3 separate regions of the Homo sapiens genome follow, and all the other regions are linked to region 1. The links are chromatin loops, found by intact Hi-C in ENCODE. Cell type or tissue: Caco-2. All regions are shown on one strand. Links, peaks and the distances in the headings refer to the core of each region. The heading gives the core; the rest is flanking DNA. Region 1 holds the start of IPMK (inositol polyphosphate multikinase). Region 2 overlaps LOC105378316 (a long non-coding RNA gene). Region 3 has its middle 91 kb from the start of IPMK.

Region 1 (9,406 bases), core at 1-4,000:
CAGGGGGGCGTCCAGGCAGGCCCGAGAGCGCTAGGCTGCCTCCGCTGACAGGGGGCTCGCACAGGCGGAAGGGGAGCGGCGAGACCTATGCCACCCCCACTTACCCACTTTGTCCTTCCCGTACATGTGCCCGGCCACCTGATGCGAGAGGGGCACGCAGCCGTTGAGGAAGCGGAGTCTGCCGCCCGCCGGCTGCGGGGTGCCCTCAGGGGTGGACTCGATCGCCGGTGAGGTCCGCATTTCTGGGGGGCCCGGCGCCTCGACCCGGAGGGGGGATGGTGGCTCTGTTGCCATAACGGAGAGCAGAAGCGGTAACGGCAGCGAGAGTAGGAAAAAAAATAGGGCGAGGGAGGGGGCGCCGGAGAACCCGAGGGTCGCTCAGGCTCGGGCGCGAGGAGGCCCGGGGGTTCCCGCGGCTGGTGCCCTCTGAAGCGCGGGGAGGGGGCCCATGACGCCGCCGGGGCGCGGGCGCTCCTCTGCCCAACTCTCGGCGGAACGCGGCTCCCGGCTCCTGTTCCTCTGCCGCCGCAGCCGCCGGCCCCGGCGCTGCCCGGTAGACAGAACCGAGCCGAAGAACAGCAGCAGCGGCGCCCCGCGCTCCCTGGGGCCCTGACGGCGACGGCGGNCCCACCTCCTGCGCCCCCGCCCCCTCCCGCCGTCCTCCAGTCCCCTCAGCTGCCGCGCGCGCGTCACCGCCGCCCGCACCGCCGCTGCCGCCGCTACTGAGCATGCCCAGAGGCCGTCCAACGGGATTCCGGCCCCCCAAGTCAGCGGGGCGGGCGCGCCGTGCTGCCAGGACCTGGCGACGGCGACAGGGATAGGGCGAGCGCACCCCTGTTTCTTCTCACCCCCACCCCGCGGGCATTTCGAAGTCACGCGTGCTGCTGTGGCCTCATTCATTCAACACGCTTCTCAGCGCGTCAGCTCAGAGAAGCCAGGGACTTCTAAGTGTGCGGAGCAGTCCGGCAAGAATTGGAAGGCACTAGCATTGCCAAGGGTGGCTCTAAAGGCCACCCCTAACTGCACTCAACTCCCTCCAACTCCCACCCCGCACGAAAACAACAGAAGTAAAAGCAGGCAGCTTATTAGAGATGCGCCTTCAAAATACCCTTCGAGTTAATCTCAGCCCCCCTCCCCGGATTGCTGTCTCTAAACCGCTCTTACCAAAAAGTAAAACACATAAAAATAAAATAAAATTGGAACCGACACGAATTTCAGACTGTAGAAGACAGAGAAAACTTCTAATTTTTTTAAGTGAACATGTTTTTTAAAGAAAGGAGCAAGTTTTTTCTCTCCCACTCGACCTTTAAGATAGTGCAGGTTCCAAGGTCCTGAGTAGATAATTATATCAAAAGCAGAAAGGGATGGACACCGGTAGCTACGCGAGGTTCTGGAATGGGACTCAGTCATTGATTCCTGTATGTCCGCCGCTGGCATGTTATATAAAAGCTGGACCTGGCCTTGAAGGTAAATCGTCACAAGCCCCGAGCAAGAAAAACTGGGGTCAAATCTTAGGTATCTGATTAAAGTAAGTGTCCTATTAACACCTGTTTCTGCCCCCAGAAGCCCACACACCTGGAAGAGACGTAAAATCTGGCCTGGATTCCCTAATCCCAGGGCCCTGCCCCTCGGCTTCAGGGCCCCGCCCCTCGGCTTCAGGGCCCCGCCCCTCGGCGTTGCGCAAACTCTGTTGCTACCTAAGTCTTTTCCTCCTCCCACCTCCCGTAGCTGTCAAAATCCGGAGTCCAGACTTCCTTATGGCCAGGACAGCTCCACGCATGCTCAGCACCTACCAGGGTCGAGCTCACACACGTGCCTACGACCCGCCGCGGCGCCTGCGCGGTAGCATCGCGGAGTCGGTGCTTTAGTACGCCGCTGGCACCTTTACTCTCGCCGGCCGCGCGAACCCGTTTGAGCTCGGTATCCTAGTGCACACGCCTTGCAAGCGACGGCGCCATGAGTCTGACTTCCAGTTCCAGCGTACGAGGTGAAGTGGGGCCTGGGAGCGGGTGAGGCTGGTGAGGCTCAGCGGTTGCCGCGCCCGCAGTTCGACTGGGTTGTTTTACCACTGCCCTACGCGCCCGCCGGTCCTATAACCTTGAGATGCAGAAGGGCAAGCGCTCGGCCCGGCTGCGGGCTCCGGGCCGGACAGCGAAAGGGGGCGAGGTCAGGGATGGATTGATGGTTTGGGGCCATGCCGGACCAGAGTCCACGTTTACCCCAGCTAGCCAAACCCTAACACCTAATGACCGCGCCGCTAGCTTTTCTTGTTCACCCCTAAGACGCTTTCATGTCCTTAAGTCACATAGCCTGGAAAAGAAGGAAAGGTGGGAGAAAACAACAGCAAACCTGTTTGCCCTTCTCATGTTTCAGTCAGCGTCGGGCCACAACGTCGATTTCCTGCAATCCTGAAGCATTGCGTGACTAATCACATCTTAGTTTTGCAGATTTTTTTTTAAGGGATGAAACGCAATCCGAGGTTTTCAGTTTTCCCGGTTTTTTATTATTCCTCTGGCATCTGACACTCGGTGGCAGTAGTCCAGGATAAAGGATTGAAAACTGCGTTCGTTGAACCTTCAGCTTTCTGAGTCTTCTTTCCCCTGTGCTAGTACCTAGCGTTTGGAAACAGTATTTCGCAGAAAGTCCCGTTATAATAAAATTAAGAGACTTTATAAGCAGTCATTTAATGTGGAGTTTCACTTTATAACCATTCTTGGTGATGTTATAATTGTTAATATAATACTGTGTACCAGACACACAATATATGTGATCTTTGCCCCTCTATAAAACGCCACTTCGCAAGGTTTTGAGTAAAGGCAAAGAGACTGTCTAGAGGTTAATTAAAAATACGTTCAGTAAATATTGAACATCTGTAGTGCCAGGTAATAAAAAGTCCCTACTAACTTGAGCCCTAATTTTTTAATAGGTAGTTTCCAAAAATTGGAGAGTTCCACTTCTGTTGACAAAATTTACCTGGCTAAGGGTGATATTCCATGACATTTCGAAGTTACTAATGATATAGAGATTATTATTTGCAAAAATTATATTAAAGGATACTCATCTTGAGACTTTTTTTAATAGAGGCAGCTTGGTGCATTTAAAATAGGGTGTGATTTTTGTTTTTGTTTTTTAAAAAACTATATTCTCTTGGGATTAAGACTTGTGAAATGAGATGTTCATGTGACTTGTGCCGCTGATATTTTTAATTTTACAGGAAGACTGCACATGTTTGAGGTGGACCAAAAGATTCCACAGTGTGTGTTTAAAATACGGGATCATTTTGTGTACATGAACACTAAACTCTATTTAGGTTGCATATTATTGAAATGTGAAACGGGTGAACCCCTTAGGACTTACCGCTATCTGCAGGCTGGTCTGCAGGATTTCTTTTTTAGACAAGACAAGGTTTTTTGTTTTGTTTTGTTTTTCAAGTCTAACCATAGGGGAATTCAAAGGCAACTTTCCCAATCATTTTCCATTGCCTAAGGAATAGGAAATCACTGAAGCAGGTTATTGGCTTCAACTGGAAGTATTCAACTTTGTTAGGAGGAGTGATTATTTTTTGAGACAGAGTCTCACTCAGTGGCCCAAGCTGGAGTGCAGTGTTGTGATCATAGCTCACTGCAACCTTGAACTTCTGGGCCCAAGCCATCCTTTCTCCTTGGTCCCCTGGCTTCCCAAAGTGCTGAGATTACATATGTGAGACACCACACGTTGCCATGACTATTTTTTTTTTTTTTGAGGCGGAGTCTCGCTCTGTCGCCCAGGCTGGAGTGCAGTGGCGGGATCTCGGCTCACTGCAAGCTCCGCCTCCCGGGTTCATGCCATTCTCCTGCCTCAGCCTCCCAAGTAGCTGGGACTACAGGCGCCCGCCACTACGCCCGGCTAATTTTTTGTATTTTTAGTAGAGACGGGGTTTCACCGTTTTAGCCGGGATGGCTCTCGATCTCCTGACCTCGTGATTCGCCCGCCTCGGCCTCCCAAAGTGCTGGGATTACAGGCGTGAGCCACCGCGCCCGGCCGACTATTTTTTATTTCACCAAAAAGCATGCAAGTTGTCATGAGGACTGTAGGGAGAGGCCCAAAGCCTTTGTAAATCTCTTCTACCAACATTTTCCTCCTCAATATAGTAGTAGGTAGGCAAGGTAGGGAAAGAGAATGTCGAGGGGATTTAACTTTTAATGTTTAGATCACACACAAGTTTGGTTCTCTTCTCAAACTTTAAACCAAGTTTATTCCTACAGATTGAAAATCAATTTAGATCTTTTAATTGGGGGAAAGATATCATGTCTCTTCTCAATTAAATGAATTTGTAATTATAAAGGGTTTAGAATGATATGTGACAGTGGTAAGCACTATATAAATATATGTTAAATATAAAGTGTGTACGTGTATGCAGAACTCTTGTTCATCATCAGAAGAAAAATAAAAGGTAGTTTATAAAAAAAAATTTAACGGGAATCAGGCCAGGACTGGAATCAGGCAGAGGCAGTGAGAATGAATGATTGGAACTGAAATACTCTTAAGATCCTGATCATTGAGATAGCTCTTGATACCAGTATGGTCGATAAGACCATTAGTTTATTATATTTTCTAGTACTAAGTGGCCTTCACTGCCTACTCGTCCAGTCTCTTATGATTCCTCCTCATATCCAAATAGATGACCTTTCTGAACATCATCCTGCTCCTTGATAACTCTAGCACTCATTGATCACTCTCACCCTTAACCCTTTCTCTTCTATTTGCAAGGAAGATGTTAACTCTTAGGCTGTTCTCTCTCCATGTCCTCCAGATGCCGTTTTCTTTTGCTTAAATCTTTGCCTCAGTGATATCTGTTGTTCGTAAATATTTAGTGCCTCATAAAGATTTTCTTCAGCCTTAAGTCACTCATAATTCACCCTCATCTTTAAAAAAAAAAAAAAGCCAACTATACCAGGTAATTTTGAAAGGCATCCCTTAACCTGCCTTCCCCTGAAATCACTTTTTTTTTTTTACTTTACCCTCAAGTTGCAACATAGGGATTTGTCTGTTCATCTTGTACTTCATTATCTATCCCAAACCCTGATCACTACAACGCTTGTAACCAAAATTACATTTCATAAATTCTTATTCTCTTTCATATTCTTGTGTATTTTATTGAAACTAATTTTCTAATTCATTTAACCACAACATAGGAAAATATTGTTTTGGTTCACTAAATTCACCAAGTCATTTAAAGTCATTATTTAAGGGTTTTTGTCTGAAAAGAAAGGTATGGATCATACTGAAAATAAAAGGGATAGCTCCTATAAGTTATAAACAATAAATGAAAAATAAGAGGGCTGGGTGCGGTGGCTCACGCCTGTAATCTCAGCACTTTGGGAGGCCAAGGCGGGCAGATCATGAGGTCAGGAGTTCGAGACCAGCTTGGACAACATGGTGAAACCCCCGTCTCTACTAAAAATACAAAAAATTAGCCAGGCATGGTGGCACGCATCTGTAGTCCCAGCTACTTGGGAGGCTGAGGCACGAGAATTGCTTGAACCCAGGAGGCAGAGGTTGCGGTGAGCTGAGATTGCACCACTGCACTCCAGCCTGGGCAACAGTGCGAGACTCCATCGCAAAAAAAAGAAAAATAAGGGGGGAGTTTGGAGCTATAGACTGGCCAAATTGATGGTGGTTAGAGCTAATTGAGGGTAAATGGGATTCATTATAGTATTCCCTGTGTGTGTCTGAAATGGTCCATAATAAAGTTTTTTTAAAACATAGCTTCTTATATATACCTGAAGTTTTTTGTTTGTTTGTTTGTTTGTTTTTAATATATGTATCAGGGAGTAAATTCCACACCCTGATACAGCAGGTTAAGAAGAAGGTAAAGATAAGTCATTTAGTATAAGAGCAATGCAGTGTAAGGATAGAAAAATTGCACATAGGAATTGCAAATTTAAATTAGTCATCCATTATTTCTTTTGACTCAACCAACATTATTGAATATCACTTATATGCCAGGCCTTGAGAAAAAAAAAAATTACCAGGCACGGCCTGCCAGCCTATGGGAGATCTAAGGGAGGGAAGGGTTTAAGCACAGCTCCCCTCCCCCTCTCCTCATAGAAGAGGAGAAACATTATGATTCTATGGCAGTTGATGGTGGGCTGGAGAGGGCAGTTTAGAGCAGAAAAGGGGCTAAGGTAAAAGAAGCCGAGAGAGATTTCTAAGTTAAAGCAAAATAATGCTCACAGTAAAAGAAAAAAAAAAAGCTGAAGATTGGGTTATATACAAGGCTGATGAGTTTGGGAACAAGTCCACGTTTTCTCTCTCTCTGAATAATTTTAAAGAGAAAACCAAAGATTATACAATAGTACTCCAATGGAAGAATAAGCAAATGGGAGGATTATTCAGAAATTATTGGAAGTGTTACCTTTCTCTACATTTGTGATCTTTAATGGTATTTGTGTAGATATAAAGCATGATTACACAAGGTCTGGTAGGGTGAGGTTTGACCTAACTACAGGAATTAACTGTCCTTGAGAAATGTCTATAGAAAAGAAAAGCGAGGGCTGGTCATGGTGGCTCATGCCTGTAATCCCAGCACTTTGGGAGGCCGAGGCAGGCGGATCACCTGAGGTCAGGAGTTCAAGACCGGCCTGGCCAACATGGTGAAACCCCATCTCTACTAAAATTACAAAAATTAGCCAGGTGTGGTGGTGGGCGCCTGTAATCCCAGCTACTTGGGAGGCTGAGGCAGGAGAATTGCTTGAACCCAGGAGCAGAGGTTGCAGTGAGCTGAGATTGTGCCATTGCACTCCAGCCTGGGCAACAGAGCAAGACTCCATCTCAAAAAAAAAGAAAAAAGAAAAAAGAATTGGGTCTCAGTAAAGTTCCTTGTTGCTTCTGAGATTATGACAATTCTTAATAGGCATATACCCATTTATCAGGGATTATTGGATGTTGCTATTTTTATTTGTTCAATTTCTCAGGTCTTCAGTTCTTTCTTTATCCTAATTGTTGATTTTTGGACCTGTCATCATTTTTGTCTATCTCTGTATAGTTTCCTTTTCCTTTAGAGTTGCCAGTGGCATCCACAGCTTTTTGCCAGAAAAGACTGATGATTCAGGCTACACTCATGAAGTGATAAAATAACAACTTTTTTTTTTTTTTTTTTTTTTTTTTACTTCTGGGAACTGTTGCATTTGTCCCTAATGAGATTACAGAATTAGAATTTGGGAAGGGAAAAAAAAAAAAGAAATGGAAATTGTTTTCTCAAGACCTTAGAGCAAATACAAAGCTATTTTCCTCGAACACATGGTACTGTGACATTGGCATAGGGTCATAAGTGGCCCTTGCTAGGGGTTGGGGGTAGAGCACAAAGTGTGTGTTTTGATTCCCCATGGGGCAGCTAGTCTTGGGTATCTGGAGTCAGTTTCCATTTCTTTCAATGATGCCTTTGGTGTTACCCCTTTTCCATGTCAGTTATTCTGTCCTGTCTCCCACCATCACAAAATCCAAGGGAGGTAAAGCTTAAAAAAAAAAGTGACCTGTGGGTGCAGTTGGCAAATTACATGAGAAAAAAGAATGCAAGAAGAATGGGATTTAATGACTAGGAGAGATTATTTTCACTTATCATGATGAGTTTCATGTAGAAATTCCTATAGTATTCTCTTTTTAGGTCATGAAACAAATTAACCAATACTAACCAATTGTAGTTCTTTGGATCTCAGGACTGTTTGCAATATGCAGGTGCCATCAAACAAATATGTTATGAAGTACTTTATAATTCACCTAAAAAGTAAAGTGTAACTAAAATCGACAGCATTAAGGAAGTTGCGTTATTTTAGTCTTTTGGGATATTGCCCCCCTTTAAGTTTGTACTAAAGATGATGTTCAGCAAATGTTGTGGTGCATATACTATGCAAAGCAGCATTTTCGCCCATTTTGTGATAGGTACATTAGCTATTCAGAGTGGCTTTCCATTAGCTAAGAAGTGGATTGCTACAGCTCCTGGCATAGGAAATGTTTTCTCAAGAAAGTTCCATGGTAAATAACATTAGAAAGGAAGATCATGAATCTAGCCAGAAGTCATAGCAAAATTGTAGACCTGCTTGGAATAACCACAGGGTAATACCATGAAGCAGCACTAAAGTTGGAGATAAATCTACACATAATGTGTACCTACTTAAAAAATGTCTTCTGATGAGGCCAAAGGTTTGAAGCTGTCAGGTGATATATTAACTTAACTTGTCTTCTCAGTCATGCAGGACCTGGGAAAGACGAAACATTAGTGTTTATTAGGGAATTATAGCAAGAAAGAATGATAATGCTACGGGAAGGAAAACAGTATAAATTAATTTGTTAAGAAAAATACTACCGTGGTTGAAAATAAAATCCAAGGAACACATTAATTAGAAAGTGAGGATAAACCGGAAGAGGCAGAAATTATGCTCTCTTACGAGATGAGCAAAATGCAGGAATAAGTTAGATAAAGTCTAAATTATTAAATAAACTAGAAAAGAAGACCAAGATACAAGAGACTGAGAATGATCCTTTATATTACAGTTTTAGAAGATTAAGCTCCAGTTTTATGTAAGGTACTATTAGGTATGGTGAAATAAGAAATTTGACTCAATAGTGCAAGTAAACTATACAACTAATTATTAATTATGTGTTTTTATTTGGCCTTGGGATGTGTTTTTTTGTACTTGTCTGTCTAGGGTTTTATTTGATAGTCTGGGAACTTATTTCAAACACTGAAGATCTGACTCAGGAAGTGCTGGGAAGGAGTCCAGTGTGTTTATCCTGACCCCTGTTCAACTTCTTCCTGCAGCCCACTCCATGCTGGGAATAGACAACTCTCCTCTGAGGCTGAGGCTAACCAGATTATGCAGAACTTTCTTCTCTCCAACATTGCCTGGAGCTGGGGTAGTTGTTAAGTCCTTGGGTTTCTAAAGACTTGAAAAGCTGCTTGAAAAGAATAACTAGATGGCTTGTTAGTCAGTTTTTTTATTATTAGAAAGCAGAATAATGCCATTAAATTTAAAATAAATTTTATAGAAAATTAAAATATATTTAGAATTTATTAAATGAGAATATAACTATACTTATATAATCATGTTTTCTACAAAATATGAAGTTAGTACATTCTGATTTTTATTTTAATGAGAAAACACTTTGAAATTTTAAACAAAGGACTTTTGAATGAAGAATGACTTTGAAACCTGGAATCCTGCTACATATATTCCTTTGAAAATTAACATTAAGGGTGGTTTTGTTTTGTTTATCTGTTTCTTTGGGTATCATTTCTCTTACAGCTTTCTGTGATAGTTGCAATTGAGTTTTGGTAAATTAAATAATTTAAAAATCACTAAGGGATCTTACTATTTAAATAAACTCAAAGGAGTCATTTTGTTAACATAACAAAATGTTATTTGTA
Region 2 (10,703 bases), core at 3,650-7,649, 200 kb after region 1:
CGTGTTAGCCAGGATGGTCTCGATCTCCTGACCTCATGATCCACCCACCTCGGCCTCCCAAAATGTTGGGATTACAGGCGTGAGCCACCATGCCCAGCCAATAATAGGTCTTATTCATTGTTTCTAACTATTTTTGGTACCCATTAACCATCCCTACCTCCCCCTACAACCTCATGCTACCCTTCCCAGCCTCTGGTAACCATCTGTTTATTCTCTATGTCCGTGAGTTCAATTGATTTGATTTTAGAAATCAAATCAGTAAGTGAGTAAGTACGTGTGATATTTGTCTTTCTGTGCCTGGTTTATTTCACTTAACATAATGATGTCCAGTTCCAACTATGTTGTTGCAAATGACTGAATCTCATTTAAATGAGTAAGAACATGTGATATTTGTCTTTCTGTGCCTGGTTTATTTCACTTAACATAATGATGTCCAGTTCCATCTATATTGTTGCAAATGACTGAATCTCATTCTTCTTTATGGCTGAATAGTACTCCATTGTGTATATGTACCACATTTTCTGTATCCATTCATCTGTTAATGGGCGTTTAGGTTGCTTCCAAATCTTAATTATTGTAAACAGTGCTGCAACAAACAGGAATGCAGAGATCTCTTTGATATACTGATTTCCTCTCTTTTGGGTATATACCCAGCAATGGGATTGCTGGATCATATGTAGCTCAATTTTTAGTTTTTTTTTTTTTGAGGAACCTCCAAACTATTCTCCATAGTGTCTGTATTAACTTACATTCTCACCAACAGTGTACAAGGTTTCCTTTTCTCCACATGGTCGCCAGTATTCGTTATTGCCTGTCTTTTGGATATAAGCTACTTTAACTAGGATGAGATATCTCACTGTAGTAGTGGTAGTAGTTTTTTCACCACCCACTTCTGTGTGGTTTATCTTTCCCCTGCTTCATCCATTGACCTAATTGTCTCTTGGAGCTCCTGAATGTATTCAGTGGTCTATGGATCAACCTTCCATAATGCACTGATTTCAGGGTTTGCATTTTGTCACTTGAGCATGGGCCATTAATCCCAAGCCGTCTGCTACTAGAGACTTGTAGATGACCCCTAATAAACAATGGCTTTTGGGTTGCTTTCTGCTTTGAATGTACTCTTTCTTGTTATTTCTTTTTTTTTCCCACTAGTATAGACACACACTTAAAAATATTGATTTTATATTTTATAAAATTTTTACTTTATTGTAATAGCTTTTGGGGAACAGGTGGTTTTTTGGCTACATGGAAGAGTTGTTTAGTGGTGATTTCTGAGATTTTGGTGCACCCATCACCCGAGCAGTGTACACTGTACCTGATGGGTAGTTATTTATCCCTCACCCTCCTCTCACCCTTATCCCTGTGTCCCCCAAATCTATTATATCATTCTTATGCCTTTGTGTCCTCATATCTTAGCTCCCACTTATAAGTGAGAACATACAATATTTGTTTTACCATTCCTGAGTTACTTGACTTAGAATAATGGTCTCCAGCTCCATTCAGGTTGCTGTCAATGCCATAATTTCATTCCCTTTTATGGATGAGTAGTATTCCATGGTATATACATACCACATTTTCTTTATCCACTTATTGATTGATGGGAATTTAGGCCACTTCTGTGTTTCTGCAACTGTGAATTGTGCTGCTATAAACATGTGTGTGCAAGGGTCTTTTTCATATAATGAGTTCTTTTTGTCTGGGTAGGTACCTAGCAGTGGGATTGCTGGATCTAATTGTAGTTCTACTTTTAGTTCTTTAGGGAATCTCCATACCCTTTCTCTAGGTATGGGGCTTCCTGAGAGACAGACTGCAATGATTGTTGTTACTCTTCTGGGTCTAGCCATCCAGCAGGGCTACCAGGCTCTGGGCTTGTGCTGGGGAATATCTGCAAAGAGTCCTGTGATGTGATCCATCTTCAGGTCTCCGAGCCATGGATACTAGCACCTGATCTGGTGGAGGTGGCAGGGGAGTGAAGGAGACTCTGTGAGAATCCTTGATTGTAGATATGTTTAGTGTGCTGGTTTTCTCAAATGCTGATTTTGCTAGTAGTAAAGTTGTCATGTGGACACCCTCAGGATCTCTAGTTAGCTAGGAAGTTTCAGGCAGTTGTTTTAGCTATAGTTTTCTCCTTCCTGGACGGAAGGTTATTCTGTCATGAGTTGCTATAATGGCCTGAGTTGGTTGGCCTTCAACCAGGAGGTGGTGCTTTCAAGAGAGCACCAGCTGTGGTATTAGCAGTGGGATTTGGGTTTGCCCTAAATTGGCCAGGGGAAGTATTCTGGTTTCTCAAGCAATGGGTGGGACCATAAAGCTCCTAAGAGTTTATGTGTTTGTCTTCAGCTACCAGGGCAGGTAGAGAACTACCATTAGGTGGCGGTAGGGTTAGGCGGGTCTGTTCTCAGACTCTCCTTGGGTGGGGGTTGCCATGGCCACTGTGAGGGGTTGGGGGATAGTTCTCAGGCCAATGGGGTTATGTTCCAGAGGGCATTATGCCTGCCTCTGTTGTGTCATATAGTTTGCCACAGAAGTGGGGGATAGCTGGTAGTGAAAGGCCTCATCCAGCTCCCATGTAGTTAGTGAGGCCAGTCTTACTCCCACAGTGCCCTGCCAACAGCACTGAGTTTAGATCCAGGCAGCCTGCATGTGGAACTCAGACCTTCTCCAGGCCATAGTTTCCCCACTAAGAAGGCAAGAATGGCTTTCAGGCCTTGCCCCTCCCTTTCTGCCCACAATGTCAGCAGCAGCTCCTGCACTCATATCTGCAGCAATTCCCATTTGCCCGCACCCTGAATTCTGCTCAAGAAAATTCATGCCCAGTCAAAATTGTTACAAATTTCAGCTGGAAGATTCTTTCACCCTGTGACTCCTCCCTAATTCTGCAGGCTGCCTTCCCAAGGGCCGCTGGGAGACATAGTCAAGGATGGCTTCTCTGTACTGGAGCTGGAGACTGGAAGTTCCTACAAGGCTCTTCCCACTGCTGCTTCCACTTTTATATTTCACATGTGATATGGGTTTGCTGTGTCCTCATCCGAATCGTATCTTGAATTGTAGCTCCCATAGTTTCCACACGTTGTGGGAGGGACCCAGTGAGAGGTAATTGAATCATAGGGGCAGGTCTTTCCTGTGCTGTTCTTGTGACAGTGAATAAGTCTCATGAGACCTCCCAAGTAAGTGTCTTAAACTGAAATAAGTTTAGAAACTACAGTTAATTAAAGTTAAAGGGCTTTATTTGTGGAGAAATCTCAGAGCTTTTAATATATTCAGTGTTCTTTGTGAGTCTTTAAGGAACTAGATGGAGTGTGTAGTTTATTCCAAACTCCTTTGATCAGAGAACTCTCTTTCTGGAGGGCATTTCCAGTATCTGCTGTGCTATAGAACGCACTTTGAGAAATGTTGCTCCAAAATAATGAAATTTATTCCTCTCCTTCTGTAAACGTACACATCAAAAATTTTGAAAACACCAGAGAAACATGAAAAAGTCTTTAAACTTTATAGGAATGACTTTAAAATAAAGAAAAACAAATGGAGGTACTCAGCTTGATCATTCTTCCAATCATGTAAATTTGTCTTCAAATGACTCTTCCAATAATCACTACGACCCTCAGATGACTTATTATTACCAAGGACATTCCAAAGACAGAGTCACAGTCTACAGGGAGTGAGTTACCGAAGAGCAGTTCCCCAACTTCCTAATTTATGGGCAGCATTGTTGGTACATGTGCAAGGCTTGGAAAGGCTTTGAAGAGGCAACTCTCACTGGGAGATATATATTCAGTGATGCTAAAATCCCAAGCAGTCTCACCAAAAGGAATACATAAAAATGCTAACAGTGTCAATCATTAGGTGGTAAGATTGTGAATTATTGTTATTTTTTCTTTTAATTTATCCATACTTTTAAAAATGTCAACAGTGATTGTGTATTATTTATGAAATAAGAAAAATGTTTTTAAAAAGGAATCTTATAATCATTTAAAAGGGAAAATCCATTTTAAAAATGGAGGAATCTGAAGCTTGGAGAAAAATGAATTTTCCAAGGTCACATAGTCTGTCGGAGGTAAACTGGATTCTTGAACTCCTGACCAGGGCCCTCCTCAGAATACTCCACATTACTTCACAGTCACAGAGGAATAGCCCCTGCCAGGGCTGTTCCTTCTCAGGAAGGGAGTTGTCAAAAGAGGAGAAACATGCATCTTCTGGGTGGGTGAGCCCTTTCCCTCTTCGAACCATAGGAAGGCTGTGCTGACACTTGGACAGATTCTCCTGCTTGTGGTACAGGTTTTGCTACTATTTTTCTGGCTAGGAAATTGTCATGAAAGGAGGGAGAAGGACTTACCTTAGGAGTATGGGAGAGTTAAGTTTCCCTCAAGACACCATCCTATAATAAATGGAGCATTGTGGCTGCTATTTTTTTCCCAGGCTGCTTATTGCTGTTGAGTTCCCCTCTGCTCCCACAGAAGACAAGGAGAAGGAATGTCACAGGGGCTTGAGTATCCCTCTAGGGAAGAGTGGCTGGAACACCTAATGTGAAAGTTTGGGGAATCTTTGGCTGCTGAGGTTTGGAGATTGGGAGGTCTGTGGTGATTCTGGAACTAATTTTACAAAATAGACAATGAAGTAATTGATTGATTCACTGTTTTCCATTAAGATTGTGTTTTTGTGGTTTTTCTTGTGGAAATAAGAGCTCAGAGGGATGATGATATAACATTGGAGAAAGGATGTTGGAACCTCACCCACCTGTGTTTGCCTTCCCATGCAACTGGAGCAGTGGAAGTTAGAAAGTAGGGTATGAAAAACGACTGGAAGCAGAGATCCTCTCCCACAGAGGGGTAGAATTGGAAGACGCACTCAGAAAGCCTTACGGCCAACCTCCTCAGTTTTCATACAGGCAAACTAAATATTACAGATGGGAAAATGGTAAGTATTTAAATATTTATTGAGCATCTAGTATATGCCAAACACTGTGTTAAGCATTGAAGGTACAAGAGAAAACAACATAGATGAGTCTCTGCCTTCTGCAATGTAGAGGTCCTGAGAGGTGAAATGACAAAACAAACTCACAACAAGAATCTAGATCTCTTAGGTCTGAATTGGTGATCTTTCTTAAATTTTCCATCTAGAATACTTCAAGCACCTAGGAATTTCTATATGACTTTGGGCAACTCACTAAACATCTGTAGGCTTCAGTTTTATGAACATAAAAAAAGAAATTTGTACATTTACTCACTCATTCATTTACTAAAAATTTACTGATAACCATCTGTATTCCAGGCATAAAGCTCACCAATCTCATAAAACAGGAGCTTTTTTGCTGAGAGTAAACATCCATCTGTCAATAATTCTCTCCAAACAGTAACCAATAGGTAGCTGGAAATTCCAGAGTTAGCTGTAGTTTATTTTTTTGCCATTCAGAGTTGGCTTACTCCCTCAAGTGCCTTGAATCCGCACTTGGAGTTCTCCCTTCCTCCCTCACTTGCCTGCATTCTTCCTTTCCCTCCCTCCCTCCCTCCCTTCCCTCCCTCCCTCCTTCCCTCCCTCCCTTCCTTCCTTCCTAACTTCCTTCCTTCCTTCTTTCCTTCCTTTTTTCCCTCTCTCTGTCTTCTTTCTTTCTATCCACCCATCTTCTTTTCATTTGAAGTGTAAACCCTAACACTAGGGAATTTATTTACAAGAAGAGATTTAAAAGTCATAAAGCTATACACTTGGATTGGTACGGTTAGTATACTCTTGCTTTGTAGCTGCTCCACATTGAAACTTTTATTTATTATTCCTAAATGTGTACTTTTCCTAAGTCTCAAACTTTTATTTAACATAGGAAATGTCAATACTGGATTACATTCACTGCTGTATCAGGAAAACATGTTACTGGCATGAATCCCAAAGGGGGCAAGGGTGAGAGGAAGAAAAAGGAAAAATGCAAAATGACATGACTGATTCTTGACATGTCCAGATAAAAAGGAAGAAAAAAGTACTAGTCCTTATCAGAGCAAATAGTGTTATCTCCCAAAGTACACAAGAATTTCCAATATTAACCAACCTGTACCCTTTAGAAGACATTTTCTCATAGCTGAAGAATCACATTCATGTTGGCAGTTGATTTACAAGGGCAGGAATGTGGTTTCTTGGACCATTGCCTCATTAGAATGGAGAAAGTGTAGAAATAAATGGTGCTCATCTGTTTGTTTTTTCAGTTCACTTGCATATAATTTTTTTTTTTTTTTTTTTTTTTTAGTAGAGACGAGGTTTCACCACGTTGGTCAGGATGGTCTCAATCTCTTGACCTCATGATCCACCCGCCTCGGCCTCCCAAAGTGCTGGGATTACAGGCATGAGCCACCACGCCCGGCCCACTTGTATATAATTTTTTTCCTATCAAATTTGAGGAGATTAATGGCAGTAGTTTCTTGAAATTAGCAAAAGTTTATGGGCATACTGTGAGACACTGCATAGCAGTGCTTTCAAGGTTCTGTTTCAATAAGTGAACAAGGGGAATGTGCATGTTCTTTTTGAAGACTATTGTTGTATCAGCTCAAAGACTGACCATCTCATTGATACAGCCCTCCTGTTAAGCTGGGAGCTCTCTGCCATAGACACTGTGCATCCATTCCTGGCTAGTTGTGTGTGTGTGTGTGTGTGTGTGTGTGCGTGCAAATACAGATGGTGAATCTATGGGCTAATTTATGAAAAAGGCAGGTCCAGGCTGGAGAACAAAGCTCACTTTTGGTATTGGCAGGTTCTTGATTCTGCCATAACTTGGTTTTTCTCATGCTGGAAGCACTCCCTGGGAAACTAAATATGTATTGTTTCAGCTATTTTCCTATGGGTGGGGAAAAATGACAATTCTTTTAAATCCATTCTTCTCCAGAGCAGGAGGAGCACAACCAGGCTGTAGGCTGGGAAGAAAACTATTCTCCAGAAAATTCTACGTGGTACTTTATCTGTGTTTTTATTTATTTGTCTTATTGTCTGTATTTCCATTTACTCATGTATAAAACTGTACAGTGGTATTTCATATATTCAGTTCTTCGTGGAGTGCCACAGATAAGTACTTAATATCTCTTACCCACAAGTACTGTTACTCTACTACTACTAGGGCTACCACTGCTTCCAGGCTTCCTACAATTACTTCTCGGAGTCACTTCAGTATTGTATTTGGACACTCAACAGCTATAATACTATTTTGAGCTCCACAAACTTAACGGTGTTTTTAGAATTCTGAAACATCAAAATGTCCTCTGAAGGGTACAGGTTGGTTAATATTAGAAATTCTGATGTGTTTTGGGAGATAACACTATTTTCTGTTTCTTCACATAACAGAAAACTCAACTCAAATTGGCTTAAAAAACTAAACAGAACAACTTAGAGTTTCACTGCTGGTAATATATGAGCTAAGATAACCTGAAATCTTACCAATATAAACAAATAGAAATGCTGGATGAATTATTTCCAGAAGATTTTAAACTATGAATTCAATTTATTTAATTTTTTGTATTATTCTATTATTCAGATAATCTGTTTCATTATGGGTGAGTTTTGGCATTTTTGGTTTTCAAGGCATTTGTCCATTTTTTCTTTCTAGGTTGTCAAATTTTTGTGTGCGGAATTGCTTGTATAAGTTCTTTGTTTTTTTAATGTATGCTGGGGTCTAGGTGATATTTTCTTTTTAATTCCTGATATCAGTAGTGTATGTCTTCTTTCTTTGTCAATTTTGATACAATTTTAATTTTATTAATTTTTTAACAGAACAAGATTTTGGTTGTATTGACTTTCTCTTTTTCTGTTTTCAATTTTATTGATTTCTGCATTATTATGTTTTCCCTTCTGCTTGCATTGGGTTTATTTTGCTCTTCTTTTTGGGTTTCTCAAGGTGCTTTCTGTTAGCATTTGATGCTATAAATTCCCCGCTAGGCACTGCTTTGTCATCTGGCAAATTTTGGTATGTTTTACTTTCATTTAGTTCCAAATATTTTCTAATTTCCCTTGAGACTTCTTTAATGCATGGATTATTTAGAAGTGTGTTGTCAAGTTTTTGAGATTTCCTGTTATCTTTCTATCATCAGTTTCTAGTTTAATTCTAGTATAGTCAGAGAATAAACCTTGTATCATTTCAATTCTTTTAAATGTGTTAAACTTTATTTTATAACTCAGGATACTGTCTATCTTGGTGAATGTTCCATGTGCACTTGAAAAAAATATATATTCTGCTATTGGTCCTGGAATGTTCTAAAAATTTCAATTAGATCCAGTCAGTTGATAGTGTTTTACAGTTTATTAATATCCTTGCTGATTTTTTATTAGTTCTATCAATTACTGAGAAGGGAGAGTTGAAGCCTTTTATTATAATGAGGGATTTGTCTGCTTCTACTTTTAGTTTCATGCAACTTGAAGTTCTATTGTAAGGAGCAAACATACTTCGGATTTATTGTATCTTCTTGGTGAAATAACCCTTTTATCATTATATAGTGTCCCTCTTTATCCTTGGTAAATTATTTTGCTCTTCATTCTTCTTTCTCTGATATTAATACAGCCGCTCTAGCTTTCTTTTGTTAAAGATTTACATTGAATATGTTTTCGTATCCTTTATTTTTAACCTACCTATATCATTATGCTTGAAGTAAGTTTCTTAGAGACAGCATATAGTTGGGTCATGTTTTTCAATCCACTCTGAGAATATCCATCTTTTAGTTAGTGTTTCAATGCAGAATAATTTTGACATCTCCTCCAACCCATAATTGTGACAACCAAAAATGTCTTCAGATATTGCCAAATATATGTCCCTCTTTCCTTCCTTCTTACCTCCCTTCATCTTTCTTTCTCTTTTCTTCCTTTCCTTTCCTTTCCTTCTCTCTTTTATCAAATGCCTCTTTAGTGAAATTTCTTTTGTCAAATGCCTCTTGAGTGAAATTGCTCCAGGTTGAGAACCATTGCCCTAGCGATTTCAACATGCATCCTTAACTAGTTACAGTCTACCTTAACTAGTAATCTAATTCTACATAGAATGTAAGAATCTTATAACTTGACTCCATTTGCCCCTTTCTCTTACCTTTTTTGCTATTGTCACATATTTTACACTATGTTACATGTTCTAAGCTCCAAAAGATGCTATTGTTGTTGCTTTATTTGTTTATTTGTAGTTTCGAGACAGAGTCTTGCTGTGTTGCCCAGGCTGGAGTACAGTGGCTCAATCACAGCTCATTGCAGCCTTGACCTCCTGCCTCCTCAGCCTCCTCAGCCTCTCAAGTACCTGGGACTACAGGTACACTCCACCATGCCTGGCTAATTTTTTAGTATCTTTCCTAGAGACAGGGATTCATCATGTTGCTTAGGCTGCAATCAAACTCTGGGCTCAAACGAACCTACCTTCTCAGCCTCCCAAAGTTCTGGGATTACAGTCATGAGCCACTGTGCCTTGTTGCTTTAAATAGTTAGTATTCTTTTATATTTATTCACTGATTTATAGTCTTTTCGGTGTTTTTCATTTCCTTCTAATTTTCTGTGTTTCTAGCTCAGAAAATTTCCCTTCTGCTGGTAGAACTCCCTTTAGTACTTACTTCAATGCTGTGCAGCTAGCAACAAATTCTATTTTAATTTGAAGGAAATATTCTTACTGGTGTATAATTCTAGGTTGAGAGGTCTTGTTTGCCTTTTTGTTTTTTCATTTTAAAAATATCATGACATCGTCTCCTGATTTCCACAGTGTGTCATTTTGGGTTCCATGAGAAGCAGACACCAAGATAGGATTAAAAATATAAGAAATTTGTTCGGGGGAAATGCCTGTAAAGGATAAAAAAAGAAGGAGAGGAGTAGGCAGGGAGAACCTTCAGACACCAAGACAGGTCCAGCACCTGTGAAAGAAGACAGGTGAGGAAGGATTAGGCCAGAAGAGCCTCAGACTATCGACGGGTCTGTTAAATTCATGGCCAGGTCAGTAGAGATCTCCTGAGCCAAATTGCCTGTTAAAGAAATTCTGCATCTACCAATATAGCCTGATTTTCATACCCCCATTGAGCTAATTCATTGACTGGAAGCAGCCCAGGGGAAGTATGATTTGATATGAAAGTTTTAGTGGATCTAACAGTGCAGCAGCTGTCAATAAGATGAGCGCCCCACAGCATGATCTCTTGAAGGGAGATCTGAGGGGTGCAATTCCGTGGCTGCCACACAGTGTTTTTTTTTGTTTTTTGTTTTGTTTTGTTTTGTTTGAAGTTAGCTGTCAGTCTTATTGTAGTTCCCCTGAAGACTTGGGCTTTCCCCAGCTCTGGTTGCTTTAGAACTTGTCATTCTTTTTCAACAATTTCTACAATGTGTCCAGGTATGGTGGGTTTGTTGGTGTTACTGTTGGCATTGTACTTATTCTGCTTAGGGACTCTTGAACTTCTGGAATTGGTGGGTTTATATCTTCCATTACTATTAGAAATTTCTCAGTTGTGTGTTTTCAAATATTGCTTCTGCTCCATTCTCTCTCCTTTCTCTCCTTTGAGACTCTATTACACTTTATTAAACTGTTGGAGTATGTTCCACATTTGGACATACTCTTTCTTTCCAGTTTGGTTTTTCTCTGTGATCCAATTTGAATAGTTTCTATTGATCCGTCTTTAAATTAACTAATCCTATCATCTATATCCAGTTTGCTTTTAAACCTACCTAATTAGTTCTCAAATCCAAACATTATACTTTTCAGTTCTAAAATACCCATTTAAAAATTT
Region 3 (10,703 bases), core at 4,076-8,075, 92 kb before region 1:
ATTTTTTTAACTCTCAGACTTTGATGGGGAAATCCAGCCCCTTTTTAATGTTCTCAGATCGTTCATTTGGGTGTGGAAAGTTATCTGCTGCTCAAGATTTGAAAAAAATCTTGAAAATTTGAAAAATTTTTTCAAAAAAAAATTTGAAAAATAGGCCAAAACTAGGCTTGGAAAGAAAAAAAGTATGCATGCAAATATTTTTTCAGGAAAGTTGTGTTTATTCAGTCCAACATTTAATTACTTGAAGTTTTTTCAGCCTTCACCTTTTATGGAGCTTTTGAAGCAATGCTATCTGGGATGTTATTAAGCAGAACTGCTAGATAGTTCAAACCCTGAGGACTGATGGCAGCCAACGACTTATAGTGAAAATCAGACTACCTTTCATTTCTGTTTATGATATGCCATGATTTACTAATAGTTTTATATTATCAATTATTTTCACATGAAAAGGACTATAAACCTTTTTGAACGCACTGACAAGGATTTGTAATACCTCTTTGGTATCAAGAACACCATCTCTGGAAACCAAATGGGCATTTGACAAGCCAATCAATTATTTAATGGAATGCAGAGGAGAATATTTGGGGGGGAATAATTGACTCCTCCGAGTGGATTTGAAATGGTATAGTTTCTTTTCACAGAAGGCTTCTAGTTACTTTTCAAGAAACAGAATAACCTGGTGTTATCAATGTATAAAAGCTTAATTTTTTAATTCAGAAATATTTTAGCCTCCAGGCTTCCCGGCAGAATCTTGAAATGTTGTTGAACACTGAAAGAGTTAAGAGACCTGTTGACACTTATTACTGGAGTGAACAGAAATGAAATATCATTTTCTATTATACTGCTTGTCTCCTCTTCCCCATACCGTACAAGAAAATGTAGAAACAAAAGTAAAATCTGTTGAAAATTTACATTTGTTTGGAAAAAAAATGTATTAAAGAGGAGATTACAGGAATTGGCAATATCATCTTTTTACTGGAGGGCTACTGCCTGCCTGCCAGCATCAATGCCCAGTACCAGTCAAGCAACTTACCATATTTTAGGGATGGATCTAATTATAGCCAGCGGAAATTAGCTACTTTCAGATGGCACATTCACTTTCCTGTGTCCTGCATTTTATAATGTGCTTTTCCTGTCATTTGTCCCTTTGTCTAATTCAGAAGTCTTAGGAGACATTTAGCAGGAATGTAAGAGTCCTGAAGATACCAGACATGCAAAAAATGATAACAGGAACTATAATCACCAATTGTGGGCAATGATGATAAATTGTGTCCCACAAAAATTTATGTTCAACCAGCAACTCAAGTAAAAGAGGGCAAGATTGAGGAAGAAGCTGAAATACAGGTAGCTGTGCTCAGGAAACAAAAGCTAAAATTTTTAAAATTCAGTTTTTCTGTGAGCAAATACTTTTCTGCAAGAAAAGAAATGGGATAAAGGGCATACAGGTGCTTTGAAAAAAGAATTTCAGAATGATTTGGCACTTTAATCTATGTGACTGTATAATTTGATTTAAAAGCAAGCATTAAACAATTAAAAAGCTAAAATACAATTTATTTTCAAGCTCTAACTTCCAGTACCTGTAAACATGATCTTATTTTAAAACAGTCTCTTTGCAGATGTAATCAAATTAAGATGAGCTCATACTGGATGAGGGTGGGCCTTAAATTCAATAACTTGTGTCCTTATAAGGAAAGGAAAATTTAGAGACAAAGAGACACAGACATACATAGAGGGGGAAAGGCCAAATAAAGACAGAGGCAGAGATGGGAGTCAGACAGGTATAAACCAATGTATTAGTCAATTCTCATGCTGCTAATAAAGACATTCCCGAGACTGAGTACTTTATAAAGGAAAGAGGTTTAATTGACTCACAGTTCAGCATGGCTGGGAGGCCTCAGGAAACTAACAATGGCAGAAGGAGAAGCAAACACATCCTTCTTCACATTATGGCAGGAAGGAGAATGAGTGCCCAGTGAAGGGGAACTCCCATTATAAAACCATGAGATCTCATGAGAACTAACTCACTATCACGAGAACAGGATGGGGAAACCTGATTCAGTTATCTCCACCTGGTTCCTCCCAGGACACATGGGGATTATGGGAACTGCAATTCAAGATGAGATTTGGGCGGGAACACAGCCAAACCATATCAACCAAAGAACACCAAGGAATGCTGGGAGTTACCAGAAGCTAGGAAGAGGCAAAGGAAGGAGTCTTTGAGTCTCTGAAAGCTCAAGGAGGCTTCAAAGTGTACATGGCCCTGCCAGCACCTTGATTTAGAGCTTCTAGCCTCCAGAACTATGAGAAAATAAATTTCTACTGTTTTAAGCCACTCAGTTTGTAGTAATTTGGTTCAGCAGTCCTAGGAAATGAACATAGGTGGAAATGATATTTCTGGCTCAAAATTTTCCACTACGTCATCAGGAGTTAGTTGCAGACACTCGACCCTCAGGGATAGGAAAAATCTGGCACTGGTTATTTGACTTAAAGGTAGTAAGAACTATGTTAATGCTCAGAAACTAGACTTTAGCAGCCCATAGCATGCTGTGGTGAATTATCTAATTAAATGAATTCCTATGGTCACCTGGAATAAACTGACCTTTAAAAGAGATTTAGGGAAGCTGAGCTATTCTCCGACCTTAGACTAGTATGAAAAACTGAAGGAATTCAATATTGCGGAGTAGCAACTTCTAACAAAACCAGAAAGTTAAACAGACAAAAGCTCAAATGCTTAAATTCTCTGAACCATGATGAACTAAAGGCTTTCTATTATTATTTAGCACTAAAGCTAAGATAATTGGAGATTGAATTTCTTCCAAGGTCTGAGGTCACAGTTTCATGATTTCTTACATGACAGTTATAGCATTGGTCACAAAGGAGTGGGACAGAATTTAGAAGATTTGGACTACACCAAGACTCCAACTCCCTATGAACCTCCTCAGACAAATGGATCAGCCCTCTCTACCCTGTCCTGGTGAGGCTGTGCTACCTTCTTAAAGACACTGTCTCTCTCTTACCTGAGTAAATCGCTTTTCCAGAGGAAGCCACTTCTCAATTCTCATCTTCAGTCTTGCCCCCCACCCCCACCACTCCTCACAGTATTTAGATATTAACCATAGGAAGATACAGTATATGCTAGTAGACTAAACCCAAGAAGAAAATTCCTTGCAGGGTGTTACTTAAATTTTAGGAAGGATACCATACCATGGTGGTTAAAACACTGGAATCCAATGGCCTGAATTCAAATTCCCCCTGTGACACTTACTGTGTGACCTTTGTCAAGGTTTTTTTTACATATTTTTGCCTTAATTTCCTCATCTGTAAAATTCAAATAATAACAGTTTTATCCCTTAGGGTTTTTGTAATAATTAAAATGAATCTATATATATAACATGCTTAGAACAGCTGGCATACACTAAGCGCTACGTAAGTCGTGGCTATTCGTGCACATTAAACTCTAGAATACAATGCACTCAGGCTCCACCCAGCAATCATCCCTTAGTGTAGTTAGACTCTGGCCTTTTCTGCTATGGAGGCTCCATGCTGCAGTGTTCCACACCTCTGGATAACTGCCATTCTCAGCACAGTCAATCTGCACATCTTCTATGCTGAGCAGGTGCACACCGCCAAGGAAACAAAGACAATAACAAAGCCATATGTGCTAATACCAGATTCAACTTACTTAATCTGCAACATGAAAAAGTAGAATTATATAGTAACATCAAAACAGTGAGGCCCAGGATACAGCCGCTTCTTTTTATAAAACTACCATTTATTGAGGGCCTTCAGTTACAGAAACTGTGTGCTTCCCACTTTACAAGATATCGTGGATTGATGTCCGCTCAAATGTTTATGTCCCCTCATATTTCACATGTTGAACCCTAACCTCTAGTGTGATGCTATTTGGAAATAGCGTCTTTGGGAGCTAATTAGGGGCCCTCGTGATAATGGAATTTGTGTCCTTATAGAAAGAGACCAGAGAGTTTGCTCTATAAAGCTTTCTTCACCATTCTCCCTCACCCTTATGCGAGGACACAGGGAGTAGGTGGCGGTCATGTGCAAGCCAGGAAAAGAGCCCTCACCAGAATTCAACTATGCTGGCAACCTTACCTTGGACTTCCAGCCCCCAGAACTGTGAGAAAATAAATTTATATTGTTTAAGCCACCTAGACTACAATGCTTTTTATGGCAGCCCAAGCTAAGACATGGACATTTTCCTTTGTCCTCACAAGAGTGCAGGAGACCCAGTCCTTGCCCTCAGTGAACTTTCAGTTTACTGATTAGGTACTGATACCAAGGTGATTAGGCACAGAGATAGGGAAGTACACCAAGGATAGCTTGAGGAAAGGAATATATAAAGTACCCCCTCAGCACACACCTACAATTCTCTGCCAAATACAAGGGGGTTGTTTCTTGCTTGATGACAGCAACCAATGCACTTTGAAAACAATGTCAAGCAGGTTTCTTCCCACCCCTTTCCTAGCAAGTTCTTAGGAATTATGCTTCTCTCTCTCTTCCTCCTCCTCCTTCTCCTCCTCCTCCATAATTTCCTCCACTTTTGCCCTTGCCTGCTTCAAAATTCTTGGAAGAGGTTGGACCAGCATTCACCAGTATCCTGAGGTTTCAAAGCAATCATGTCCTAGTATGGTGGTTTCAGAACCAAGGACAGCACTGTGTCTATCTCTCCCAAAGTTCTGTAATCCACACCTATGGGAGTGGTGTGATTAGATTTCCCCCAAAGTCACAGTTAAGACAGATCTTTCATATGCCATCCTAAGAAAATAATATTAATGTAAAGTAATAGTAGTAATGCCTAATGTTTATTGAGTGTTTAATATATGCTATATGTTTATCATTTCATTTAATTCTCATAACAACCCTATAAAGTAGATTTTTTTATTATCCCCATTTGACAGTTGAGAAACAAACTCAGGAGGACATCAAGTGGTTTGCTCAAGGTCACGTGGATAGTAAGAATCAGAACCAGAAGTGGAATCCAAATTAGGCATTTACTACTATTATTCTATTTGACATGACTTCTTATATAACTGTACTTGCTGAAATTATTCTTTCTCTGAATAGTTTTTCCATCATAAAGCACTGTTTTCCAGGAACACTATCAGAATTATGTGCATTTCACCATATGAACCTTACACAATATGACTTCATTACTCATGGGACATTGAGCTTCCATGAAGCCAGATAACATTAGCAGAGACTCCTGCAAGGAATTACATGGCGAGGCTGAGAGAAGACATTCCCAATTAATCATTGCCTTCCACCTTAACCATTGAACTACCAGCCCCAAGAACTGTGAGAAAGTGAATTTGTATTGTTTAAGCCACCCAGTCTATATAACACTTAATTATGGCAGCTCAAGCTAACCATAAGACATAGACATTTTCCTTTGTCCTCAGCCTGTGAGTGATGGAGAGTTACTGTCACCAATAGGAAGGAAACGAGAAGGGCAAATAATATTCATGGAAAATTGCTGTTTTGCAAGGACCTTGGTAGGCATTTTTGCAATATTTTAAAATTTTATATTGAATTTCTAAATACAACTTATTATAGTTTTTTTCAATTATATATACACACTCCAGCGAAAAAATAAAACCAAAAGGAAAACCTCACTTATTTTCCAGTACTCAGAGATAACTATTCTTTCTGTTTTGTGTATTTCTCCACAGTCTTTACTTTCTACAATTATTTTCAGCAAGTAGGGGAGTGAGTAGACCATCCAATGATAAACTAAGTATTTATCTGCTAAACATACTGGGACTCCAAGTAAACTCTCATTTGAAGAAAGGATATCATTTGTTTTTAAAACTAAAGTTTTTAAAATTTATCTAGTAAATATTTTGGATAAGCTTGTGGATATTTTGAAGTTAACTTTCGATTATAAACCAGAAATATTAGTAGCTAATTTGTAATCCCATGGAAGAGAAATGTCTGAGTATTGGATTTCAAAAATTCCAAAATCAACTCGCTATCTACTTATACACCACTAGGTGGTACTAGGTGATTTTTCTTTTCTCTTTAAGTCAGATAATTGTGTGTGTTTTCTGCTCTTAACACTCCTTAAAAGGTGAAATTGAAGGAAATTTGGGAAGTGCTAGAAAAGTTCTAAAATTGGATTGTGGTGATGGCTTCTAAATTTAAATCACAAATTTACTAATATGTCTTGAATGACATTTCAGTGAAGCTGTAAAAATTTTAAAAAAAGCTAAAACTTTTTCATATGTGGTTTATCTTGAGAATCCATATGCTTTTTCTGTATATTTAAAAGAAAGCAAGAAATCTGCTTAGCGACAAGTTGAAAATTTTTAATTCATTTATATAATCTGGACATGCTTCCACCATTGTACTTTTACTTCTTTAATTTGCATACTTTCAGAATTGTCTTACATCAGAAAATTGCCTAATATTGCAGGTACCTAATTAACCAATATAATTAAGTATTTATTTAAAACCTTTTTATATAGTACTCTCAAACAGAAACAATTTGATTTTTGGTATTGCCTTTCAATAGCTTCTTCACCACGCAGAGTATCTCTATGAAATGCAAGAGTCCATAAACCCACATCTTTAACTTTTAACTTGGATGGTATTTTCAGCATTTAATTTGATTAAAGACGGGGTTTTTTTCCACAGTGATATACATGGCACAACATATTATCACTAACACAGGTATCCCTTGTTAAGGAAATTACAGAATTGGGAAGTAAGCAAATCTAGTGCCGTAGTTAAATCCCTTGGCCTCTTAGATCTGCATTGAACTCATTCTAAGCTCTGTGAGCTTGGGCAGTGTTCAGGAGTTGGAAGCTGTTTAACCTCCCCAGGCCTTTTCCTCATCTGTAAATTTGGAATAAAACTTTCTCATAGAGATTGTATGAGGATTAGATAGGTTTGACATCAGTAACATAGAGGAAGAAAAATGTTACTGAAACTGTGCTTGCCAAAAGTGGCTATCATAATTCATTTTTGTAAAATTAAACCTCTGTTCTTTACAGACATTGTTGAGAAACAGGGGAACACAACTGAGACTGGAAGGCTTTGCCAGTGATGTTAAGCTTAAGATCTGAAGTAGGTAGATGGCTTGTTGTTTTTAATAAAGACATTAAGGACTCGGATATAGTAACTGTTAAAAATTCCAGGAGGGAGAGATGTAGGCACTAAAGGGTAGTTTAAGACACAGATGTTTAACATTCTATTTCAATTTGTTTGTGTTATTGCAATGCAACCAAGTTTATCATTCCCAAGCCTTCCTTTAATCCTGCTGCACAAACAAAGTCTCTGTGTGATTAGTGTGAGAGGAAATCAAAGAAAAGGAGCTGAGTCCCACCCTGGCTTGTTATGGAGCAGAAAAAGCAGCTGCAGAATTAAACAAGATCAAGGGCTGTTGTCCAGGCAGTGATGTGATCATAGCTCGCTGTAACCTCCAACTCCTGGGCTTAAGTGATCCTCCCATCTCAGCCTCACAAGTATTTGGGACTATAGGCCTGAGTCATCATGCCTGGCTGGTTTTTAAAAATTTTTTATAGAGACAGGGTTTTGCTTTGCTGCCCAGGCTTGCCTCAAACTCTTGGCCTCAAGTCATTCTCCCACCTCAGCCTCCCAAAGTGCTAGGATTACAGGAGTGAGCCACTGCACCAGGCCTCAAATTTTTTTTAAGATGTGAGATAGAAGGTTGTAATCAAATGTGCATGTTTGTGTGGGGGAGGGGTGGGGGAGATGTCTTAATGTATACAGAGTTGAGCCTCACTATTTATGGATTTCATATTTGCAAATTCACCTACTTGCTAAAATTTATTTGCAGCCCCAACACAAATACTAAAAACAACAATAAATATTGACAGCATTTTATCAGTCATTTGCAGACACATACAGAACAGACACACACACACACAAAATGAGTCACCGGAGGCACGCTTTCCTAGCTGCAATCAAACAAGGTAATGTTCTGCCTTCTTGTTTCAGCTCACATAAACAAGTATCCTTTTCACAGTCTATTTACTGCCATGATTTTGCATTTTGGTACTTTTATTATTTTTATTTACTTTTTTGGTGATATTGCTGTTTAAAATGGCCCTACCAAGAGTAGTGCTGAGGTGTTGCCTAGTGTTCCTAAGTGTAGAAGGCTGTAATATGCGTGAGGAAGAAAATACACATGAAGATAAGCTTCATTCAGGCATGAGTTACAGTGCTGTTGGCTGGGTGTTCAGTGTGAATCAATCAAAAGTATATATTAACCAAGCCATCTTTAAACAGCAACACATATTAATATACTGCAATACAATTCTGATGCTAACCATCCAGTTAGCATTCAGACTCCGCAAGTTAAAGAACACAGTCCCCGCAAAGACTGCTCTTATTTCAGATGCCAATTCAGGGGTGTCCAGGCCTCCCATACTTCTGACCAACTGGTTACAAATCTGGGGGTTTCAAGGACCCCCTCAGGTTCAATAATTCACTAAAATGACTCACAGAACTCAGGAGAGTGCTACACTTATAATTACAGTATATTATAAAGGATACAAACCAGGATGAATTAAGTGAAAAGACACAAAGGGTGAGGTCTGGAAGGGCGCCCAAACATACAGCTTCCTTGCCTGCTAAAAAAGCTTCTATTCAAAAGAAAGAGAGTAGCTGTCGAAAAGCAGGGAGAACAGAACTACCTGAGAGCACAGCCAACTAGAGCCATTTATGCTCCAACACCCTTGGAACCCTCAAAAGCCCCTGCAGCTAGTGGGGAACAGGATCACAAATATTTATCCTCTAAAATTTAAAGTCACCAAAAAGACATTACCCTTCCTTCCTTCCTTCCTTCCTTCCTTCCTCCCTCTCTCTCTCTTCCTTCCTTTCTTCCTTCCTTTTTCTTTCTTTCTTTCTTCTTTCTCTTTCTTTCTTCCTTTCTTTTTTTCTCTCTCTCTCTTTCTTTCTTTCTTTCTTCTTTCCTTCTACATATAAGGAGCACCTACTCTGTCCCAAGCAGTGTTCTAGATGCTGCAGAAGCAACCAGGAACAAAAATGACAAAGCTTTTGCTCTCCTGGAGCTTCCCTTCTACAGGGGGAGAATATGGTGTGGGGGCGTGGGTTGGGACAGGGGATGAGAGAGACAGACAATAAATAAATAAGAAAAACATAATATATGTCAGATAATAATAAGTGCTGTGAAGAAACATTTGACAGTGCAAAATGCCTGAGTCATGAGGCACCGGCTGTTCTTACCCAGCAAAAAGCCTTCTAGGGCAATGATACAGGCACGGGGAACTGGAAAGCGTTGGGGAGAAGTCTATGAAGATGTGAGAGTTGAAAGTTCCAGGTAAAGGCAAGTGCAAATTCCAGGCGTAGCAGGAAGAACTGCACGAAGGGCAGTGCCAGCTTAGCCAGAGGGCTAAATATGATAGGAATGGAAGGAAATGAGATCAGAGAGGCAGCCACAGTTTCGAGAATATAAGGCTCTGGAAATCACCATAAGTATTTTGGATTTTATTCAAGTGAGATGGGACACTATTGGAGGATCTTGAGTGGGAGAGTGAAATGATTTGACTCGGATTTTAACACCCTCATTCTCACTGCTAGTGGAGAAAGAGGATAGGGTGACAAAAGGGGAAGCATGCAAGTATCTAGAAGGCCACTGGGCAACCCTGGAAAGAGATCATGGGGACTTGGACCAGGGTATTAGCACTGGAGGTGGTGAGAGGGAGTCGGACTCTGGGTGTATTTTTGAAGGTAGAACCAACAAACCTTACTAATAGAATGGATTTGGAAGAAAGAGTCAAAGATGACTCTTTTTTTTGTTTTGTTGCAGAGACAGCTGGAAAGATGGCGTTGACTCCAAAGATGGAGCTAAGGATCACCAGAAAGGAATCTGTATTTTTCTAAGACTTTTTGGTATATTTACTGCTCTCAGGTAGTAGCTAAATTACACTGTGACTATTTCTAATTACTTTGGCTGCTAAATGGCTAATGGCTTAATTCATATAAAGTACAGTGCTGGGACTAAGCTACTGTACTATGAATACTAGCTACTGTTACTACACTTTAGATCACAATTTAACTTCTAGTTACTATACCTTAGATCACAGTTTAACTTCAGTAAAATATCCGGAATAACCAGACCAAAAATTAGGATAGTTCATGAGAAAGTAACCCAATGTTTTCCGACTTGGTGACTTATCATCCATCTAAGTAAATGAAGGGTGTTCAAGTGCGTGAATACTCAGAAGAAACTAAATTTGAATACATGGATCTCTGATTTGTTCTTTTGGAATACAAGTTTAAGAGCTAGAGATTAAAATGATTAGTGGTCTGCTAAGAGATGTTGCTGGGGGAAGGACATTTAACCTTTATAAACCAGAAAATGTATTTATCTTTCAGTCATATTGTGTTCTGCTCTGTGCTTTACTGCTTAATTTTCATGAAAACAAAGTGAATGTATGTCTTAGAACAAGGACAGTTGGCAGAGCATGTGCAGGCCCTACATTGCCTATTGCTTATTTTCATAACTCTATTTAATTATAATTTACATATAACAAAATGCAACCGTTCATAAGTTTCTCAAGTCTTGACAAATAGATAACATTTGTATAACCACTGTCACAATCGTGGTAAACAATGTTGCCATCAGTGCTTTCCCAGAACCCCTCGTCTCTTCTGGAGACCACCTCTTCTATTTATCGTTAAAGATTGTTAACTCCAAG

What was found. A loop is a pair of places that touch in the nucleus more often than their neighbours do. Peaks named below come from ENCODE experiments on the same cell type or tissue, not always from the same donor. Only the 100,000 strongest peaks of a DNase experiment are listed, where the experiment ranks them.
Region 2: it touches region 1 in a loop (7-fold over the local background); 2 of 110 quality-filtered maps call a loop at or near these places.
Region 3: a loop joins it to region 1, with 4 times the contacts of the local background. A loop is called at or near these places in 9 of 110 quality-filtered maps.

What each region holds. Positions count from the first base shown.
Region 1 is chr10:58,267,318-58,276,723 of GRCh38, forward strand. IPMK (inositol polyphosphate multikinase) reads right to left here and starts at 577. Exons shown (of 6, transcript NM_152230.5): 1 at 105-577. The coding sequence starts at 294. CISD1 (CDGSH iron sulfur domain 1) reads left to right here and starts at 1,845. Exons shown (of 3, transcript NM_018464.5): 1 at 1,845-1,987. The coding sequence starts at 1,957. RefSeq lists enhancers at 1-106, 1,551-2,107, 1,953-2,002 and silencers at 358-867, 1,573-1,632, 2,223-2,272. In Caco-2, for the core only: no CTCF peak of the experiment used is centred there; DNase peaks (open chromatin) are centred at 134, 724 and 1,764; H3K4me3 peaks cover 3,737 bases.
Region 2 is chr10:58,462,769-58,473,471 of GRCh38, forward strand. It overlaps LOC105378316 (a long non-coding RNA gene), which reads left to right. Exons shown (of 5, transcript XR_945984.3): 2 at 4,417-4,570; 3 at 4,646-4,914. Among named protein-coding and RNA genes, the nearest start is that of BICC1, 45 kb to the right of the region's middle. In Caco-2, for the core only: no CTCF peak of the experiment used is centred there; DNase peaks (open chromatin) are centred at 5,463, 5,913, 6,173 and 6,608.
Region 3 is chr10:58,171,535-58,182,237 of GRCh38, forward strand. No RefSeq gene overlaps it. Among named protein-coding and RNA genes, the nearest start is that of IPMK, 91 kb to the right of the region's middle. In Caco-2, for the core only: CTCF peaks have their summits at 6,007 (motif pointing right) and 6,209; no DNase peak of the experiment used is centred there.